Regions from separate parts of the Mus musculus genome. Here region 2 is linked to region 1. Evidence: chromatin loops called from intact Hi-C (ENCODE). Cell type or tissue: left cerebral cortex. All regions are shown on one strand. Each heading gives the region's core, and the rest is flanking DNA. Links, peaks and the distances in the headings are about the cores only. Region 1 holds the start of Gm40750 (a long non-coding RNA gene). Region 2 has its middle 6.2 kb from the start of Atp2b1.

Region 1 (9,958 bases), core at 754-8,753:
TTCACTTCATCAAAGAAGAATAATTTACAATACCTTCTGTTTCACACACACACACACACACACACACACACTAATTTTTTTCTGTTAAAAAAATAGAATTTTTTAATTTAAAAAAAATCTTCATTTTTGCAGGCTTGTTTCCCTGTGAGAATTTCATGCTATTCAAGCTTCTGCATTTCTTTGTAATGTTGGTTAAAGTGTTTCTGTTGAACAGTTATTTATTTAGCAGCATTTGCCACAGCCACAGAGCAGGTGAGCTTAACCCTTTTCAACAAGGAAGCTATTGTTGCAGCCCTTTGCAATCTAGCGAATAACTCATGCTCCTTGACTCCCATTTCGGATCCACTTTCAAAAAAGTGGAAGTCGGACCCTTCAGAAAGACTCGCCATTATCTTTGTACTGAAATAAAAGGCAGCTGCAGAAACGCACCAGCCTCTCCCCTCACCCCTCATCAAGATGAAGACAAAAGACCATAAAGATTGATGTCACCTGCAGCCACTCCATTTTCCTCAGATGGAAAAACACAGAGTAGCTCCAAATGAGATTTGTAACAGAGCAGCACGTCACAAAGAGAACGTGGAAGATCTCTTTGGAAATGGCATTTGCTTAAATCGATGAGGCTTCACTAAAGAAAAGAGCAATTCAGGAAAACCAGAGTTAATGTCGTGCTTTTAAATATGAGAGAGAGCTTCACGTGTAGCCATCTGAGAGCTACTTAGGTTTTCTAGCAGCACGTTGGTCTCTTTACCTAAAGGTTCTGTTAACCTCGGTTTACTGCATAGTTATAAGTTAGAGTTGTTCTGTGTGAAGTTAGGAGAATCAGATATGTTTATAATGAAGAACATGCACTAGATTAGCAGTTTGAGGACAGCCTGGGCTACATAGGGAGCCCCTGTGAAACGAGAAAAGGAGGGAAATAGGGAGGGAAGAGAGTTAGGGGAGGAGCAAAGGATAGGGTAGGATGGGGAGGAGAAGGGGCAGATGGGCAGGAGGGAAGACAGGAAGGAAAAGGGAGGGAAGAGGAGAGAGAGAAAGAAGAAAAGGAAGACTTGAGAGAAGGAAGGATAGAGGTAAGGAGAGGAGAAGAGGGTAAGGCAGGTCAAAAGGGAGGAGAGGATTAAACTAAGAAAGGAGGGTTTTAAATATAGAAGGAAAAGCTACTTTCATCCAAGACCACTTGACCCAAGGTCAAGGGGTTGGAGCTAGCGGTCTCAAATCTCTCACTGCTTTCAAAACATAAACTGTAATATCATTCTTATGAAGTCTTGTGGTGGCGGTGGGGAGTCACCTTCCCTTCTTGCTTCCCAGCTAACTCAACTTTATTACTTTCTATAGTCAGGCCCATAACTCATAACATGTTTTATCATTACTTTTTTTCCCTTATTTTTGTCTTTCTCTCCTCTAGCCAATTTTATTAAGAATATGCTTACTCAGAATTGTCGTCACACAGAGACACCCACAGACCTGGCTAGCCAACTGGTGCGGCTACACCGCACAGCTGCAGGCAGCGTTACCATTGGCTTGGATTTCACATCCCGCAAACGGCAATCAGTGCAGGTCTTTCTTGTCCTGTTTAAGGAGTGCAAAGCTTCCCCCACTGACAAGTGAATAAACTGAGCTCATACTCATATTAGCACATTATTACTCATGGGAATAGACCTCTGGGATCTGAAACTATAGGAATGACCTTAAATGACCTACAGTTTCAGTTATCTGCGATAATCTTTTGAAGTGTTAGCCATATGGAATGTGCACTGTTTGGATTGGACAAACAGTGCTACTGTTTTATCAAATTATCTTGTATTCGTATGACCAATGGCAGAGAGACGGTAAACTTCAGTGTCTACTGGTATACTTCAGTTACATTCACCATCAATTATTCCAGTCTTCATTAATTAGTTATATGAGACACAAACATGTGTTCTTCAAGGAGGTGGCCTCATTACAATTAGGTAAGTATGGCTTCGTAGCGATCTAGTAGGCATATTATATAACTCGCACCGAGGAAAACATGCACCAGCTTAATTCTTCATTATGATTTCAGTAGTCTGTTAAGAGGGGCATCTTACTGGGAGAAGAAGTTGTATTCGGACAAAATAGATCCAGTTTTTGGAAGAAGAAAGAAAGAGAGGGGGAAGGGAGGGAGTTAGGGAGGGAGGGAGGGAGGGAGGGGGAGGGAAGGAAGGAAGGAAGGAAGGAAGGAAGGAAGGAAGGAAGGAGGGAAGGAAGGAAAAAAAGAAGGAAAGAAGGAAATAATTCTAAGAGAAAGTATAGAAGAATATCAGATCCACTGGTTTTTTGGGGTTTTTTGTTTTGTTTTGTTTTGTTTTGTTTTTCATTTGATTTCATGTCCTGGTTATAGATTTAACTAATACAGCCTTAAACACAATAGTATATAATCTTTACTCATCTCAGTGACAGCTTGGAGTCTTTGCCTTTCTTCTCTATATTCAATATACTCTGGACTTAGGTAAATAAGTTTTTAATTTGTCAAAGCCAGTTATTACTTTTTAACCCACCTTCTGTCTTGTATCACGTTTACTATTTCATACTAGAATTATTGCTCTTATATGTTTTTTGGTTTTGGTTTTTTGTTTGTTTGTTTGTTTGTTTTTTGTTTTTGTTCTTTTGTTTTTTCGAGACAGGGTTTCTCTGTATAGCCCTGGCTGTCCTGGAGCTCACTTTGTAGACCAGGCTGGCCTCGAACTCAGAAATCCGCCTGCCTCTGCCTCCCGAGTGCTGGGATTAAAGGCGTGCTCTTATATGTTAACTCAGCTAAAATAATGGGCAGTGGATGTCTTAAAAGTGGAGTTACATGTGAGGAAATAACACTTTTACAGATATTTCTCAAATTATTTGGAACCTTCCCTCGACCACTTGTGTTTAGAATCCTCCCTCTATCAAAACTCACATTGTACCTGCTGCATATTGGGAGCCAGCATCCTCTTGCAACCACAAGAAAGAAGCCTTATCTGGGAGGCTGGCTGGGGAAGGATCTAGCCTCCGTGACTTATGATATGGCTCCCCTAAATTGTTTTCTACATCGACCATGGCATATGCTGAAGGCTAAAGCTGATGGCTGGCTCAAATGAGATGCAGTTCTCAGGTTGCTTAACCAAAACCCTGCTTAGAAACACTTTTTTTCTGGAAGTCAAAAATCCCACTTTGAAATTCTCAGCAACTCTCGAAACCTGGAAGATTTAAAATGTTACTTTTTTTGTTGTTTTCCTGGAAGACCCATTCAAGTGCTTCTTTCTCCTTTCATTTCCTCCAATGAACCAAAAGATAAAATGGCTCACTTGAAATTCATGAGCATTTTTATATACGTTCCTCAGAAAAACTTCATTCTAAGCATTCTCAATGCAGTGTAAGTATTTTTATTTTTAAGATTTAAGAACCAAAGACACATGAGGGGGGTATGTATTGTTATGTCAGATAATTCTTGTAAAAATAATCCCTGGAATCCTCTTATAAAATAGGAACAAGATCTAAATATTTTAGCAGGACTTATGGCTCCAGCGAGTCCTATATTTGCCCTTGCATTTCTCTCCCATGTCTTCCCCCCACCCCCCAGTTCCCTGTATCTCTAGGCTCTGCAATTGTATTTCACACTCCTCTTGGAATTGTCTCTTCCTGGAAGGCTCACCTTTCCTCCTTTGAATGGCTGTTTACCCTTTGACTTATCTTCAGCCTATTAAATATCATTTGCCTCCAGTTTATTCAAAGTGAGAACTCTCCTTGCTTGTCTTTAATTTGACATCTTGTCCCTGACTTTCTTAACACATAATTTACAATTTTCTATTTCCCAGGAGCCTATCATAGGATCTCACACTCCAAGAAAAAATGAATCAAAACTAACTATAATGTTGGACCTTGGTAAGTTCTTGATAAACATTTATTTAGTCAATGAACTCGAAGCCACAAGGAAGTCATAAAAGAAAATTATTTTATTTCTTTATACTGGTGCACCATTACTTCAATTCAAATATTAAATGCTAGAAAGTGGCTTCCTTTACATCCATAAAAATTAAGGTCTTCCAACACAATTTATTTTTAAAAAATTAGGTTGTAATGTTTAAGGGAGTTTTAGTGAGCTTGGGTTTCTCAGACTGACATATGAGGATGCCAAATTGTTCTCTTCAGCCTTTAAGGTGGTAGGCCCACCTTCCATGATGACATTCAAGTCTTAAAAGCAACAACTTGCGCCAAGACCTGTCCCCTAGAGAGACTAGTCATTGCACAGAGATTTGATGGGGCAGCTGCTGGCACTTGCCTGCACACAGTTGCCTGCGTCTACTGAGAAAGGAGAGTAAGACAGAAAACTAGGAGGGCGCCACAGAACATGTCAAGGATTCAGGTCCCATGGAAACACTGGGAAGGCATGATAGTGATTTGAACAGGGGAAAGATGTAAGAAAAGATGGACAGGCCAGAAGTAGCCTGTGCATCCTTCCTGCATTGGTAACACAAAGATGTCATTATAAGATGTGCTTTGAGTTGGGTTTCACAGCCCACTCCAGGGGCTGGGGATGGACTCAGGAAAATGATAGTTCCTGTTAGTAGTTTCTGCCTAAGCTGCATCCTGTACTGCTTTCAGTTCTGTCTTTTATGGAGGACATAAGTTTTGAGTATCTTCCAAAGCAACACAAGTAAAAATAAATCAAGAAAGATTCTGTTTTACACTCCACTTCCCTCCATGTCCTTAGCCAGGAAGAAAGCCAGCATGGGTCTATATCTTTCCAAGTTGTTCCTCTGTGAAGCACCATTGAACTCCCAATGGTTTTCTGTAAGGGATAGCTCCACATGAAATAAACATGGGAACAAAGGAAAGACTCAGAGAATTTTGTGCTACTAGCTGATAAGAAACATGATAGATGATGAAGATAGATAGATAGATGATAGATAGATAGATAGATAGATAGATAGATAGATAGATAGATGGATGATGGATGATAGATAATCATCCACCTATAGAGAGATATAGATATAGGAATGTATCTATACCTATCTATAGATAGGTGATTATGATGATGATGATGACAATGATGATGAAGATAGATAGATAGATAGATAGATAGATAGATAGATAGACAGATGATAGATAGATAGATAGATAGATAGACAGACAGACAGACAGATAGATGATAGATAGATAGATAGATAGATAGATAGATAGAGGACAGACAGGTAGATAGATGATCATCCATGTATAGATAAATGATCATCCATGTATAGATGCTGGAAAATAGATAGATGATAGATACATGATAGATGATAGATAGATTATCATCCATCTATAGATAAATAGTTATAGATATAGGAAGAAATCTATATCTATCTATAGATAGATTATGATAGATAGATAGATAGATAGATAGATAGATAGATAGATAGATAGATGGTAAATAATACATGATAGATAAATTATAGATTATAAATATACATATTTGTATAACATTTAATAATAATTGTGCTACTGATTACATGTATTTGTAAAAAATGGCAGTGCAAATTTAATGACATCAGAAAGCTTATAGAGTTTTCTAAAAGTTTTTTTTGATAATATTTTTTTCTTTTTCTTTTTCTTTTGTTTTTTTTTTTGTTTTTTGTTTGTTTGTTTGTTTTTTGTTGTTTTTTTTTTTTTGAGACAGGGTTTCTCTGTATAGCCCTGGCTGTCCTGGAACTTACTCTGTAGACCAGGCTGGCCTCAAACTCAGAAATTCGCCTGCCTCTGCCTCCCCGGTGCTGGGATTAAAGGCGTGCACCACCACATTCACTAAATCATAAATCTGTTTATTTCCTCTATGGAAAAGATGGTTACCTGGTGTTCTGGCTTTTTTTTTTAATAGTTTAAGTATTAAAAAACTTCTTTGTGACTGAGCATCAGCTTGAATCAGGTTTACTCATTTATCAAAATAATATCACAGTAATTTGACAGCATAAACCCAGCATGCGCAAGCAGAGAAGTACATTGTTCTTTAGGGATCGCAGGCAGCTTTGCAGTGACTAGGCATTTCCTGTCTATTTTTTTTCCCCTAAAATACATTCCTGCGACTTTCATAAGATCTGAATTAAAAGTCAATGCTTCTCAGAACTCCACGAACCAACTGCAGATGCTGATATGCCGATAGCCACTGATCTGAGGGGAACAGAGTTCACATGCCAAAACCCGGTTGCCTTTTGGTATATTTTTACATCTGGACTCCAAGTCAAACATCCTATCCCTAAACCTCAGCCCCTCGCGCTCAATCACTCGGAAGTGGAGGGGCGTGAAATGGAAATAGAGGGAAGCAGAAGTTTGAAGGAGCAGGCCTGGCACCATCTGGGCTATGTAGGAGGACCGGAGTGGGAGAAGGAACATGATGGCATATGCTCCGAAAGTACAGAGTGTAAAGAAGGGGTAGCACCCTTGTTTTGCAGACTGGTTACTACATTTATGTTGCAGAAGGTTCAGGAGACAGAGATCCTCAGATTTCAGTTCAGCTGCAAAGTCACATTCTACAGCATCGGAGAGCGGAGGGATCATCGCAAGTGTATCACAGTCTGATAGGTATACATAACTGGCCACGGGTGGGATCTCTCGCTGCTGGGTATGAGTTTGCAGGGAGGAGCCATGTTTAAAATGCCTCCTGCATCCCACACACACACACAGACACGCACCACGGGGCACACGAGAGTGGCAGAAGCGCTGTACGCGGGGAACATCTGGGTTTAATTACAATCTGTGTTTCTGGGAGAAAGTCAACCTCTCAGCCTAACTCCTCCTTCTCCTCTGCAAAAAAAGGTGGGGGGGGGGGGGCAGGTGGGGAAGGTTATGCCAATCTGACCTTCTCTTAAGGAATCTTGAGAATGAAGTAAACTAATACGTGCACCCATGCAATGTGAACTGTGCACCGCTCCGCCCTGGAAGGTGATGGTGTTGTACCTGGGATTGAAGAGCCACAGGTACTTGACAAACTGGTTTCTCAGTGAGGATTGGTTTGTTATTTCTCTGTACAAGGATACCTTTGGATTTCTTCAATTTCTCAGCTCTATCAGCGTTTTGAACCAGGAACCTCCTCAATGAAAGCTGGGGTGGGGAGGCAGATCTTTCTTGAGCACTGCAGGATGTTCATAGATAAAGGCTCCCCTCTCTTCCCATTGGTTCCAATAGCAGCATCCTTGCTCCATTCCTGCAAATTAGAACCCAAAACGTCTCCTGACATGGTCGACTGTTGCCAATGGAGGCAGGTTCCCAATGAAGGCAGGTGAGCATGTACATAATTGATCAGCAATTGAAAAAAAAAACTGATTTAACATAGATTTAAGTATGAGTAATCTATTTTGGCAAAGCCATGTGAGTTCTGTCTTCTCCATCACTAAGTCATAGCATAGTAGGCACATAGGCTGCAGTGAGCACTCCACTAATCTGCTTACATGTATTACAAAGGGGTACAGTTAATGCATGGTTTCCGAATGAAGAAATTGATGCTCACAGGGTTGAAGGAACTTGCCCAGGTTCAAAGTGAAGTTCTGCATCCTGCTCTATAGCATTCCAGAGATGCACTTTACCGCTTCTCCTATGCATAAGAGCAGATTTGGCCAAATAGCTTGTGTCTGATGAGCATGCTTCATCCCTGTCAATGGGAACATAATTTGAGACACCAAGAGGATAAAGCATAACGCTATCAAGGATTGGAGATGCTTGGTATTTACATGAGCCGTAAACCTAAGTAAGGCATTAGAAAACCAGTCATGTGGGAATACATGCACGGTGTTCATTTAATGCTACAGAAGCTGGGTTTTGTGGATTATATTTTCTTAGTAAATGTTTATACGTTGTTGTTTCAATGTTAATAGAAAAGATGAAGCTGTGCAGAAAGCACAAATATGTTAAGATTAGGTTGATGGAGTATGTGATTGACGTATATGACTGCTTAAAGACTTTCTATCGATAAGCTCAGGACAAACACTATTGTTCACTAGATACCTGTGTGCTGGTTACTTTTTGCCAGGTACCTAACTAACACAAAGGTAATGCCAAGTTACTCAATGTTGAATCTAGGCTCTTCCAAATACTCAGACTGCTTTTATTGTCCTTTCAGGACTCAAACAATGGAGACGAGGAAAAGCTGACTAATATGTGTTAAGTCACAGAATTCAGGGCAAAGGAAAACTTTAATTACCGAGTAATGTATAACTCAGATCACCACCGGTGTCAATCATTAATGGCCATTGCAAGAGGAACCAGGGTAGCAAAGGGATTTAGTGTCGTAACTGATCCATCACTAGGGGGATGGCTCCTTCTCCACTGACAATGAACAAGATTGTTGAGTGCTAATTTACTACAAGAAAGTCTGATTTCACAGCCCTGGGACTTCTTTTCTCCTCCCCAAGGCCAATCGGAACCCTTAAGTTTTACAATGCATTGTATCGTCAGACAATAGTCTTGAATCATAACAATCCGGGGAATAGCTCTTTCTACTAATGCTAAGATCACACAGTGGTTCCCATAGGGGTCAGAAGACCAGCCTTTTCTCTGCGCTGAGATTTGTTGTGACAACTACATAAAGATCATGACTAGAGTGCTGCCGTCACCTTCCTTAGTGAGCAGCAAAGGATCCCGGTCCACCACACCACCATGTTTACGCTCTGATGAGACCCTGGATGGGAACACAGAGGACGCTCTGCAAGAGAGTGTGCATCTGAATCAGCCCACACCTCTAACGGGCAAGGGTCTGAATTCTGAAGCAAACAACGAGTAACTTGGGCTGCCTTCTGTTGCAAAGGACAGGAGCCTATCTCAATTTTGTTTAAGGCAAAATTAACAAGTTAGTGTTGTCTTTATCTGGAGAAAAAAAAAAAAAAACCTTTAGGCATGAGCAGAAACAAAGTACATTAAGATTCTGACGCCATCCCAAAGCAACAGATTTAAGTTACAATCAATTCGCTCCTTTATTGGATTGTTAAAGGTAGTAACACAAATCCAAGCTTACATCCTAACAAATAGGCAAGGCAGGTGTTATCTTCATCTTGTAAAAGCTGTTAAATGATGTGTTCTTAGCTAGTGAGCTACAAAAGTGATAACTGACGGACCCAGATGTTCGGAATCTCAAACGCGGTGCTGTTCCCCAATGTAACATATTTTGAGAAAAATAAAAAGCGTGGCATAACTTCTTTATCTCCAGCATCCTCAGCTAACAGTTGTGGATAGGGGAAAAGTTGGATTATTGGGGCATGCCTGTAAGGGCAGTGCTTCTCAACCTGTGAGTTTCAACCCCTTTGGCAAATGTCTATCTCCAAAGTTATTTTCATTATGACCAATAATAGTAGCAACATTACAGTTATGAAGTAGCAACAAAAATAATTTTATGGTTGGGGGTCACCACACCATGAGGAACCGTATTGAAGGATCAGAGCATTAGAAAGGTTCAGAAGCACTGGTTTAGTGGATATACTAAGACCTTGTCACTTGCTGTTTCTTGCTTTGCTGTCCAACTGCATATGAAGTAACACTCTTCCACCACGTGCTCTCACCCTGATACCCCCGATATCATCACAGGTCCTGCACAGCAGAGTAATCACAGGCTGAACCATCGGTACACACACAATGAAGCACCTTTTTCCTTTTAAGTTGATTTTTCTCCGACATCTTATGACTCAGAGACAGAAAGCTAAACCAGAAGCTTCCTCCCTTTGTCTTTCTGTCCTTAAGTTTAACCAAGAGGAATTCATAGGACTGCCTCATGAAAGTAAAACCTAAAGTCTATGCCAAGGAGATGCTGATGTTGGCTTTGAATATCATCACAGCAAACGAAAGATGGAGAGTAGTTTGTGTCACTATTTACTCCCAGGATGCAGGCTGTTATGTTATGGGCAGAAGTGACAGAAAGGACATTGAGATTCATTCCTAACTGGCCCTGTTGCAAAACTACAGTGTCTCAAGGGCAGGTATTGGCTTTGGTTTATCATCATATCCC
Region 2 (9,958 bases), core at 687-8,686, 100 kb after region 1:
TGCTTTCTTCTAAACCCCAGGACCACAAGCCTAGGGACAGCACTAACCATGATGGATTGAGTCCTCCCCATCAATCATTAATTAAGAAAATGCCCTACAGACTTGCCTACAGCCTGATCTTATGGAGGCCTTTTCTTAATTAAGGTTCCCTCCTCTGAGATGACTTTAGCTTGTGTCAAGTTGACAAAAACTGATCCAGCATGACTGACCCCGCAATAACTTGACAGCAAACACATCACCATTAGCCCGCAACCTTTCCTTTCTCATTCATTTCCCAAGATCCCACATTAAAAATATAAATAACTTTTTAACAGATCCGCCGTCTTTACAAATTCAAACACATTAAAAGTTCAGTCTCTTTAAAATAGCCAATCTCTTTTAAACTCCAGTATTATAAAATTCAAAGTGTCTCAATGTCAGGGTCCTGTAAAATAAAAAATAAATGGAATACTTTCTTAGTTCAAGAGGGAAGAACCAGGGCATAGTCACAATCAAATTAAAATAAAACCAAACTCCAAAAGTATAAATAACTCAATGTCTAATATCTGGGATTTACTCACGATCTTCTGGGCTCTTCCAAAGGCCTTGAGTTATGTCTCCAGCTCTGCCCTCTGCAGCACACACTTTGTCTTCTAGGCTCTGGCTAGCTCCACTCCATTGATGCTGCTGTTCTGTTGTGGTGATGAAACATTGTGTCCAAAAGCAAGTTGAGGAGGAAGAGTTTATTCAATTTACACTTCCATATTTCTGTTCATCATTGAAGGAAGTCAGAACAGGCACTCAAGCAGGGCAGGAACCTAGAGGCAGGAGCTGATGCAGAGGCCTTTGAAGAATGGATGTTCTTACTTGCTTCTTATGGCTTGCTCAGCTTGCTTTGTTCCAGAACTTAGGACCACCAGAGATCTACTGTCCACAATGGCTGGGCCCTTCTTGTCACCAATTTAAAAAATATTAGTTGTGTCAAGTTGACATAAACCTCTCCAGCACAATATTGTGTGTGTGTGTGTGTGTGTGTGTGTGTGTGTGTGTGTGTGTTATATGTATATATGCACACAGTCATTGCAGATAGAAAAAGAAGTTAATTTGAAGAGGCATTGTAATTGTTTTTCTATTTATAATAGTGACAGATAAGATTCCAAAAATCAGCATCTATTTGTGGGTATAAAAATTATGGAGAAGGTAGCTTAAAGTCATGTCAATTTAGCTAAACATTAGAGCTCTCATCTGTTGCCCAAGACCTCTTCAATAGAAGTATTCTGACTGAATGTCCAGTACCAGGCATGAATTACCTCGTGCAGAGTGAACCTCAGTCCAAGCAGAGAGTGACTGGTTACCTCCAAAGCTGCTATGCCAGTATAGTACCAGTGAGTATATTTCCTCTGGTAGGTTGGTATGCTAGTTCATACTGTTCACAGCTGGGAAGACAGCTGTTACCTTTTCTCCCCTAGCAGCTTGCTTAGCCCCATCTATTACTACGTAAACTAACCAACAAAGGGGAAATTCCTTGCCAGTGCACCTTAGATAGCTATCCGAGCTGTTTTCATGAGACTATGATTTGCAGTTGCTACATCTTTTCCAGTTTTTCTCATGTCTTCTCATTTTAAACATGCGTGCCTACTCAGTTATGGCCATAAGCACAACTGAAGTATCTTTGCTTGGAGGATGATGTGAACAGTTAATCCAAGGCCAGGTCCATCTTCCATGCCTATTCATCAACATCTGAACCAGGCTCTTTTACCTTCTGTGCCTGTCAACAATGAAACTGTAAGCTCACTGGAACCAAAGGTTTTCCCTTCCCATCACTCTCTGGGTATGTTAGGGAAGAGCTGGCTCAGTCTCTGCACTTCTTCTCTCTCTCTCTCTCTCTCTCTCTCTCTCTCTCTCTCTCTCTCTCTCTCTCTCTCTCTCATTTTCCAAAGACATAGCTCTTCGAGTGTTGAAGTCAAGGAGCACAAGTGAGGAGAAACCACCAAGTTTCTTTTCTTGGCAAGACTCCATTTGTAATCCCCTCTAGCTGACTGTGGATGCCTTCTGAGTGGCAGGCATCCAGACACTCATAAAGGTATATGTAGGAGTTTAGGGGAGGGCACAGCAAGGCTCTTGCTTCTTATCATGAGCTCTAAGCTTTCTAACAACCTCTTGTTCCTCCAGGCCCAGCTCCTTGCAATTTCCTGATAAGGATACCGCAAGCTGTCCATCAGAGGAACTAGCATCTATGACAAGTCACATTGAGGGCCTTTAGTTAACTCTTCTGTCACGTCTCTGTTCAGTCTGGCATCCTTCTTTATTTCTCTTTATTCTGTGAGGTACGGACCATGTAAACATCTAAGTAGTACAGGCAGAAACCTCCAGTGTCTGCGTATGAGTGATTCTCTTAGGAAGCCAACAGCACTTCACCCAAATATGGAATTCTAGGAGAGTTATGTCCTGGTGAACTCTCAAGAAAGCATCCTTTATCTCTCCACCTATGTTGTTGTCAATACAAAGTTAGCCATCGGGCTACTTGTTTCTTTTTTACCATTTTGAGTTGCTGCTTTGACTCTCCTGTCTTTGGTGTCACCTGGTTTCCTAGTGAAACTTTTCGGCTGGTTATCCTTAATGTCTTGCTTCATTGGTGCCTCTTTTTTTTCTCCCCAATTCTGGGCAGAAATCAAGCTTCCCTGATAATGCTTTTACCTGGTGTAAGTGAACTGGGAGGATCCAGTACCAGCCCACCATTGTGAGGCAGGGTTCTAACTTTACATGGTATTATATGTAACCCATGCAGAATGCTAACAAAACACCAGAGATTCAATATTTTATAAAAAAACAAAAACAAAAACAAAAAACAGAGGTTTATTTCTGCAGGAAGACCATGATCAAGGTAAGAGGACCTTGGCTTCTGGTGAAAGTCAATTCTTGTTCATAAACAGTGACATCTGCGTCCGGAGTTGGTAGAGAGAACAGAATAAGTCTACTCTATAAGTAAATTAGTTCTACTCATGAAAGTTCTTTAGAATTCTCACTACTTGATCAGTTTGAGGGATTAGAATTTGAACATATGAATTTTATGGGGACACAGCATTCAGACAGAACACACACACCCACTTTGCTGCTTCCATCATATCCTGCCACGTTATCAGTAAACTTCTGTGATTGTTTGCATCTGGCGTGTTTCCAGGTTTAATCGTTCCCTGGGCTAACATCTGTCTATGGCATGCCTGTTCCTCTGCCTTTGAGTTCTCCATCCCCAGACTTACAAATTTCCTGTGTCTTTCTACTCAGTTCCATATCAGTATTGGTTCCTACATTCTCAGTACCATTTATATGCACCGCCCACAAACATTTGAGGAGCAGAGTTACATAATGTAGGAGGAAATCTAATCCAGCAGATCCGAAGAGACTTCATATGTGAACTCTAAAAACTTCTTACCAAAAAAAATCCATCTGCTTATGAACAGAATTGGGGCCTCTTAACATTCATGTGTTGAAATCCTTAGCACTCACTGTGCCTGCCTGAAGAAGAGGCCTTTACACAAGTAATTAAAGTGGAGTGAGCCTGTAACAGTGAGTGCTAAGCTAACCTAGGGCCAATGTGGTTGTAAGGAGGAGAGAGATTCTCTTTCCACTCGCTTTACCCATAGTGGTGCGACGGGACGAAAAAGCACACCATGTTGAGAAGCCCCATGTAGAGAGGTCTCATGGGAAACTCACCAGAGGCTCTCGAACAGCAAGAAAATACATTTGTGTTGCTTTAATGATCCAGTCTGCAATATTTTGTTGGAAGTCAGAAAAAGACTCACACAATCTGACTATCAGGTCTATGTCCATTCTTGCTAGGAAGTTGTGCACCACATCCTTGACTCTCATGGGCTAAGGCCAAATGGGCGGGGGTTGGGGGGGATCTCAATTCTTAGTTCTGATAAAATGTCCTAAAACTCATATTGTTGTAAGATCACTCAAAATTTACCAGCCTTGGAAAATCTATACATGACTTATTTTTTAAACATCTTTTAATTCCACCAATCTACCCATCTCAGGTTGTAGTTTAACTTCCTGCTGGCTGATGGTAATAGTCAGTATGTGAGAATTGGCATTTGTGTGCCTGTATCTTCTTCCCCCTGAGCTACAGCCTATCTTCTTCCTTCTTGTCCTGTACATTCTAGATCCGACCTTCCTCCAGTTCCCCACAGGTATCAACATTCTTCTCCTGCTGCCTGTTACACCAAAGCCCACTGATCAACAAAGGGGCCTCCAGTGACCCTTTTTTTTTTTTTTTTTTTTTTTTTTTGATGACTGGTTGATTGCTTTCTTGCTACATCTCTATCTGAAAGAAGAAAAGTTAAAGATCCGGAAAGAGGTTTCCACACAGGTTAAGAATAAAATCAGGCTGTGTGCCTAAACTTAGGATTCATCATCAGAGAAATTATACTTCAATTGCTGTGTTCATTCATTTGAGCTTAGTGAATTGGTATTAACTTGGTACGAAATTCTGCTAGGCCCAACATATAGTAAGTGCTTAATAAAAGTATCTTTGTGTAAATGACTAGATGAACTATCACTTTAATACTAATGCCTTTTAAATAGAAGATTTCTTGTTTTCCTACCTTAGTGACTTCAGGTCAGGCTCAATAAATACTTTGTAAATAAAATAGCATTTACTTGGCATCAAGGGACTGAAGTCATGGAGTGGGCATACACTGTCATCATGATAGAACAATGCTAAAGAGCAAGGATTTACTATTAGAAATAGGCAAGATGAACATGAATAAACCCTCAACATGGTGGCATATGTATTTGCAATCCCAGCACTGGGAAGGAACTGACTGATCCCTGGGGTCTGATGGTCAGTCAATCTAGCCTCATGGGCATACTCTAGGCCAGTGAGAGAGCCTGTCTCAAAAAACCAAAGTGTATAGCCCTTTGAAGACAGACAACAGAGATTCTCCTCTAGCATCCACATTCAGGTATATGTGAAATCTCACACACATGCACACATACTCACGTACGCACACATGCATGCACACATGCACACACACAAAGAAAAGAACATTCCACACAAGAATCACCTAAAGGGACTGTCTACTCCAGAGAGATTCAATAAGAAATTCTGACCCAGAAATCTGCATTGCTCACCAAGGTAATTCTTTACTATGGCTCTTCTTGAAAGGACATGTACAAAGGAGACAAAAACAAGAACAGAATCAAAACCATTTTAAAAATTACATGGAAAATAAGCTAACAGAATCTTCCTGGTGATAGAGATGGTATCAGAGATGATGGTAGGGCAGAAAGAGATGGACCTGTATTCTGGATGTCCATGTTCAGCTGCTGCAACATATCACCATTTACCTCTCAACAACAACAACAACAACAACAACAACTACTACTACTACTTCTTCTTCTTCTTCTTCTTCTTCTTCTTCTTCTTCTTCTTCTTCTTCTTCTTCTTCTTCTTTTTCCTCTTCCTCTTCCTCTTCTTCTTCTTTAAAAAATATTTATTTTATTTAATTCATGTATATGTGTCTCTTCAGACACACCAGAAGGGGACATCAGACCCCATTTCAGATGGTTGTGAGCCACCATGTGGTTGCTGGGAATTGAACTCAGGACCTCTAGAAGAATAGTCAATGCTCTTTACCGCTGAGCCATCTCGCCAGCCCTATTCTAAACTTCTGAAGTGGGGCTACAACGTGCAGGATTTCCAAAGGCTCTTGTGCTGAAGGCTTGGTCCGACAACTGTACTCAAGGGTGACTAGATCGTGAACACTCTCAAGTCATCAGTGAATAAATCCATTAATGTGTCTGTAGATGACTGGGCTATAATAAAGTCAGGCCTACCCAGAGGGAGAAAGGCACCAGGGAAGCAGAGCATCTCTGAAGGCTGGATCTCGGTTCCTGGCCTGCCTTCTTCTCTCTTGTCTTCCTTCCACCCTATGCTACCTCTCCTCCAGCCACCAGGAAGCAAAGAGCTTTGCTCTAGCATAGACTTCCCACTAGGACGTCGTGCTTCAACATGGCTTAAAGCAGAGGTTCTCAACATATGGGTCATAACCCTTTTGAGGTCTCATATCAAAGCGCTTGCCTATCAGACACTTGCATTATGATTCACAATCAGCAAACTTCAGTTGCAAAGCAGCAACAAAATCATGTTATGGTTGGGCTTCACCACAGTCATAGGAAGGCTGAGAGCCACCGATAGAGCAATGGAGACCATGAACTGTGGGATGAAGGCAGGAGGGTAAATGGCTCTTCCTGTGTATTTCCCCCTTTGTGTTTTCCATAGACAGTTAACATAACCTGTATTCATAAAAGCCACTGTTAGTAGTCCACTTTTTTTGGCTAATGGTAGCCAAAATCATATCTCATCTAGAAAATCTAAGGTATTCTTTGCTGGAGAAGGCTTAGACTCTATCAGTGAAATGAAGTGGTGACCTGTAGTTAAATGTGCTGTGCTTTTTAAGAGAATCACAAATAGTGTCTTTCTCACAAGCAAGTCATTGTGTTCTATTTTTATCTGTCTGACTAAACAAATCAAATGTGCATTTTTGTAGTAACGTTTACTCTGGGATAAGATGTAAAGAATGAGTATTTCTGAATAAGGACATTGCTTGAGCATACACTATACACCAAATACTGTTTTCCAGATGAGGAGACAGTGGTAAACACCTGACACTGAGGAGAAAGATGAAAAGAAAAGTGGGACTTCAAAGTCAGCCTGGGCTACCTATAAATTGCAGGCTAGCCTCGGAACCAGAACCTTTCCAAAAACAAAGAAAACAACAGAAAAGCAAGAAATGAAAACTGCACTGAAACTTTATGTAACTCTTTCACCCAAGGTTTATAACCGTACGATGTATCACAGTTCATCATTAGTAATGTGAAAAGCAGTGAGTTCTAATTAAGGGGTGTGGGGGCTCTCAGAGACCATCAGCACATGCCTGAATAATAACAGCAAGGGAAATGATTGTAGTAAAATTAATTCTCAGGTACGATCTGAGAATTTTTACTGTATATGTCTTTTCTATTAAATTATGTGTGTCTTTTATGGTGCAAGAGAAATCAAAATGTCCCATGGGAAACCTTCCTCATCATTTAGGTATGGTCTGTTTGTTGGGCTTTAGAATGGGGGGGTCAATACTATATGCCTAAATTATACAGTATTTGGAGTGGAAAAAATGCCTTTTCCATAGAAGGTACAATGTATGTAGGCGGTCAGCAACTCCTGACAAATAGCACCCATTGTGTTTTTCAGATATAAAAATGTAATGTTATGTGATTCGAAGACTCTGTTTCAGGCTTATTTGTAATTTGCTCCATTTAACCCAGCAAATGGAATTGATTTGTTACTAATAGGTAACTTTTTTGTGTGGGTTTTCAGCTAAGTAATATTTAACTTATCTGTCTGTCTGTCTGTCTGTCTGTCTATCTATGCCCAGGCTAATGGAAATTTGAGTACATATATACTATGCTTTAGGAAGCATTTGATATCCCTCCACCTCCTCCCTCTCTCCACTCCTTAGCCCTCTTGTCTTATAATCAGGACTGACATATTCACATAGAAAAGTCTATTTTGGGTATGCATCTTGTTTTAAAAACATAGTACTCTTGGCATATTCATCTTGCTCCAATGCTTAACACATATGATGCTTTTAAAAATAATCTATTTTTATTTTATGTGCATTGGTATTTTGCCTGCTTATATGTCTGTATGAGGAGTTATAGTTAGTTGTGAGCTGCCAGGTGGGTGCTGGGAATTGAACCCCAGTCCACTGAGCTATCTCCCCAGCCACCCCCCCCACACACACACCCTGTTCTTTTAAAGGCAGGGTCTTCATATGTATTACAGACTGACCTGGAATTCTCTATCCTCCTGGTCTTTGCCTCCTGAGTGCTGGGATTATGGAAGTATGAAATCATGCTACACTGGGACCCTGAAGAGAATAAAGAGCCTAATGTTTCTCTTCACATTTAGTTACATTGAGGACTTTCTGCATGAGTTACACAGCTTGAACTAATCAATTGACCAGAGAGATGTCAATACAATTATACCATTATAAGGAAGGAAAGGACTGCACCTATGAAAATTGCCAAATATGTTATTGCCTCTTCAATATAACATCAAAAACAGTCACTTCTGTATCTGAAAACACATTTACAAAACTACCCTATTATTTAATAGAAAATTGTCTTGTGTTGCTTTTAATGTATACTACTATATCTCCAGATCAATTAATCCATGGGATAAATTAAGTCCAAGATGAAGATGATGCGCTCATATAATACACAGGGGCATTTCTGAGTTCAGGCAGCTCCATATTTTCTAAGGAAAAGTGCTGAAGGGTGAGCACTAGCCCAGGACCCCATGGACTTGCTGGACACCATGAGGCTTCAGTCTCATCTCTTGCACCAGAGGAAAATAAGAAACCCTAATTAAGCAACTCAGCAGTTTTACACCGAAAAGTATGTCATTTGGGGAGGTTTTAGGATGAAGCCCTGCAGGAGGGGGGAATTGAACTTCCTAAAGCTCAGCTGCTTCTATACTGGTTTCAGCTTTAATTTTGTATCTGAAGCATAAAAACACACAAATCAAATATACAGTACAATTACCCTGGCTATCTGAGAGCGAGTTTATCATATATGCAACTCACATGAAGTGCACACAACTATGTTCTGGGACATGCATGTTTTCACTTGTGGGTACATCTTTGGATACCAATAAAAATTTCACTGCAATCATGCTCTATAGTAAGGAGTTTCGGTGATTTTTCGTGAGCATATACTCTACAACATGCATCTTATGAGTTAGAATTACAGCAAACCCACAAAGTGAACAGATTCTAGTTTAGTCTATTATGGGTTTTGCTGGTGCAGCATGCAATGATTCACTTAATACTTTAATGTCAAATTCTTGATTAAAATAGAATGCATAATTCAATTTTCTATGGGGACTTCCTTGGAGAAAAGCGGGGAAGTAGCCAAGAGTTCATAAATGTGTCTGCGTTATTCTAAAAGATACTTCGGGGTGAGAAAATACTGGAAATTACCTAAATGAAATTTAATTAATTTGTTTTTCTAATTGTAGATTTGAAATAGTAGCAGGAAGGGCTATTTATTGTATCACATCAACCAATTCTCTGTGATAAACAGAGAGAGAGAAATACCCAGTGCCAGTTTTACATGTCAAGGGCACAGCTCAGAGGTTGGTAATGTCTACCCTGGTGGAAGATATAAATGGAAAAATTATTTTCAGCAGTTTTATCATGGAAAATTTGCTTTTAAACTCAAGTATTTTCTTTTCAAGCCTTTATATTATTTTAAAACAAATGCTACCCGACAGGGAACATACATAATGCAGTACTTGTCTTACCGGTGTGCTTTGGAGAAGACTATGAAACTACCAATTCTTCCAATTCAGGGTTGAAAAAAGCAAAACAAAACACTTACAGATCACTTTTTTTGATGTTTTTTTCTCAAGCTAAGTGATGCTGAAAATAACACGGATAAGGTCTAAATTGTTCGGGGGAAGGGGGAACCTTTAGTTCAAGCAGAGATTACAGAAAGATGGGACAGGATACACATCTTTAAATGTGTGGATACAGTCAAGAATATCCTTTTTTAAAGTAGAAGTAATCATGAGCGGTTTTCTTTTGAACTGGTTGGACCAGAGTCGGCTACCTTTTACCGTCTAAATACTGCACGGTACTCTGCATGATTTTTTTTTTTTTTCTTGTTCCTTTCTCCTCGGGAAAGATGAGGGCAGGATTTAAGTATTATGAATTAAAGACCCACTAGCTCGCCACAGGTAGGAAAAAAAAAAAAAAAAAAAAAAAAAAAAGCAGCAGCCGCAGCAGCAAACCCAAAAGAGAAACACGAGGACTTCAAGCGGACCTTGCGAGGCCTGCTTGCACCGGCTAGAGGACACGGTTTGGGCGCTGCAGCGGGGATCCCCGGTGTCGGTGGCCGGGCCAGCGCGCCT

What was found. Peaks named below come from ENCODE experiments on the same cell type or tissue, not always from the same donor. Only the 100,000 strongest peaks of a DNase experiment are listed, where the experiment ranks them.
Region 2: a loop joins it to region 1, with 9 times the contacts of the local background. A loop is called at or near these places in 3 of 42 quality-filtered maps.

The regions. Positions count from the first base shown.
Region 1 is chr10:98,800,685-98,810,642 of GRCm38, forward strand. It overlaps Gm40750 (a long non-coding RNA gene), which reads left to right and starts at 6,453. Exons shown (of 3, transcript XR_871989.2): 1 at 6,453-6,549; 2 at 7,153-7,246; 3 at 8,084-8,781. In left cerebral cortex, for the core only: no CTCF peak of the experiment used is centred there; DNase peaks (open chromatin) are centred at 1,473, 4,524, 6,334 and 7,309; H3K4me3 peaks cover 204 bases; H3K27ac peaks cover 2,177 bases.
Region 2 is chr10:98,903,982-98,913,939 of GRCm38, forward strand. No RefSeq gene overlaps it. Among named protein-coding and RNA genes, the nearest start is that of Atp2b1, 6.2 kb to the right of the region's middle. In left cerebral cortex, for the core only: no CTCF peak of the experiment used is centred there; a DNase peak (open chromatin) is centred at 3,324; H3K27ac peaks cover 1,622 bases.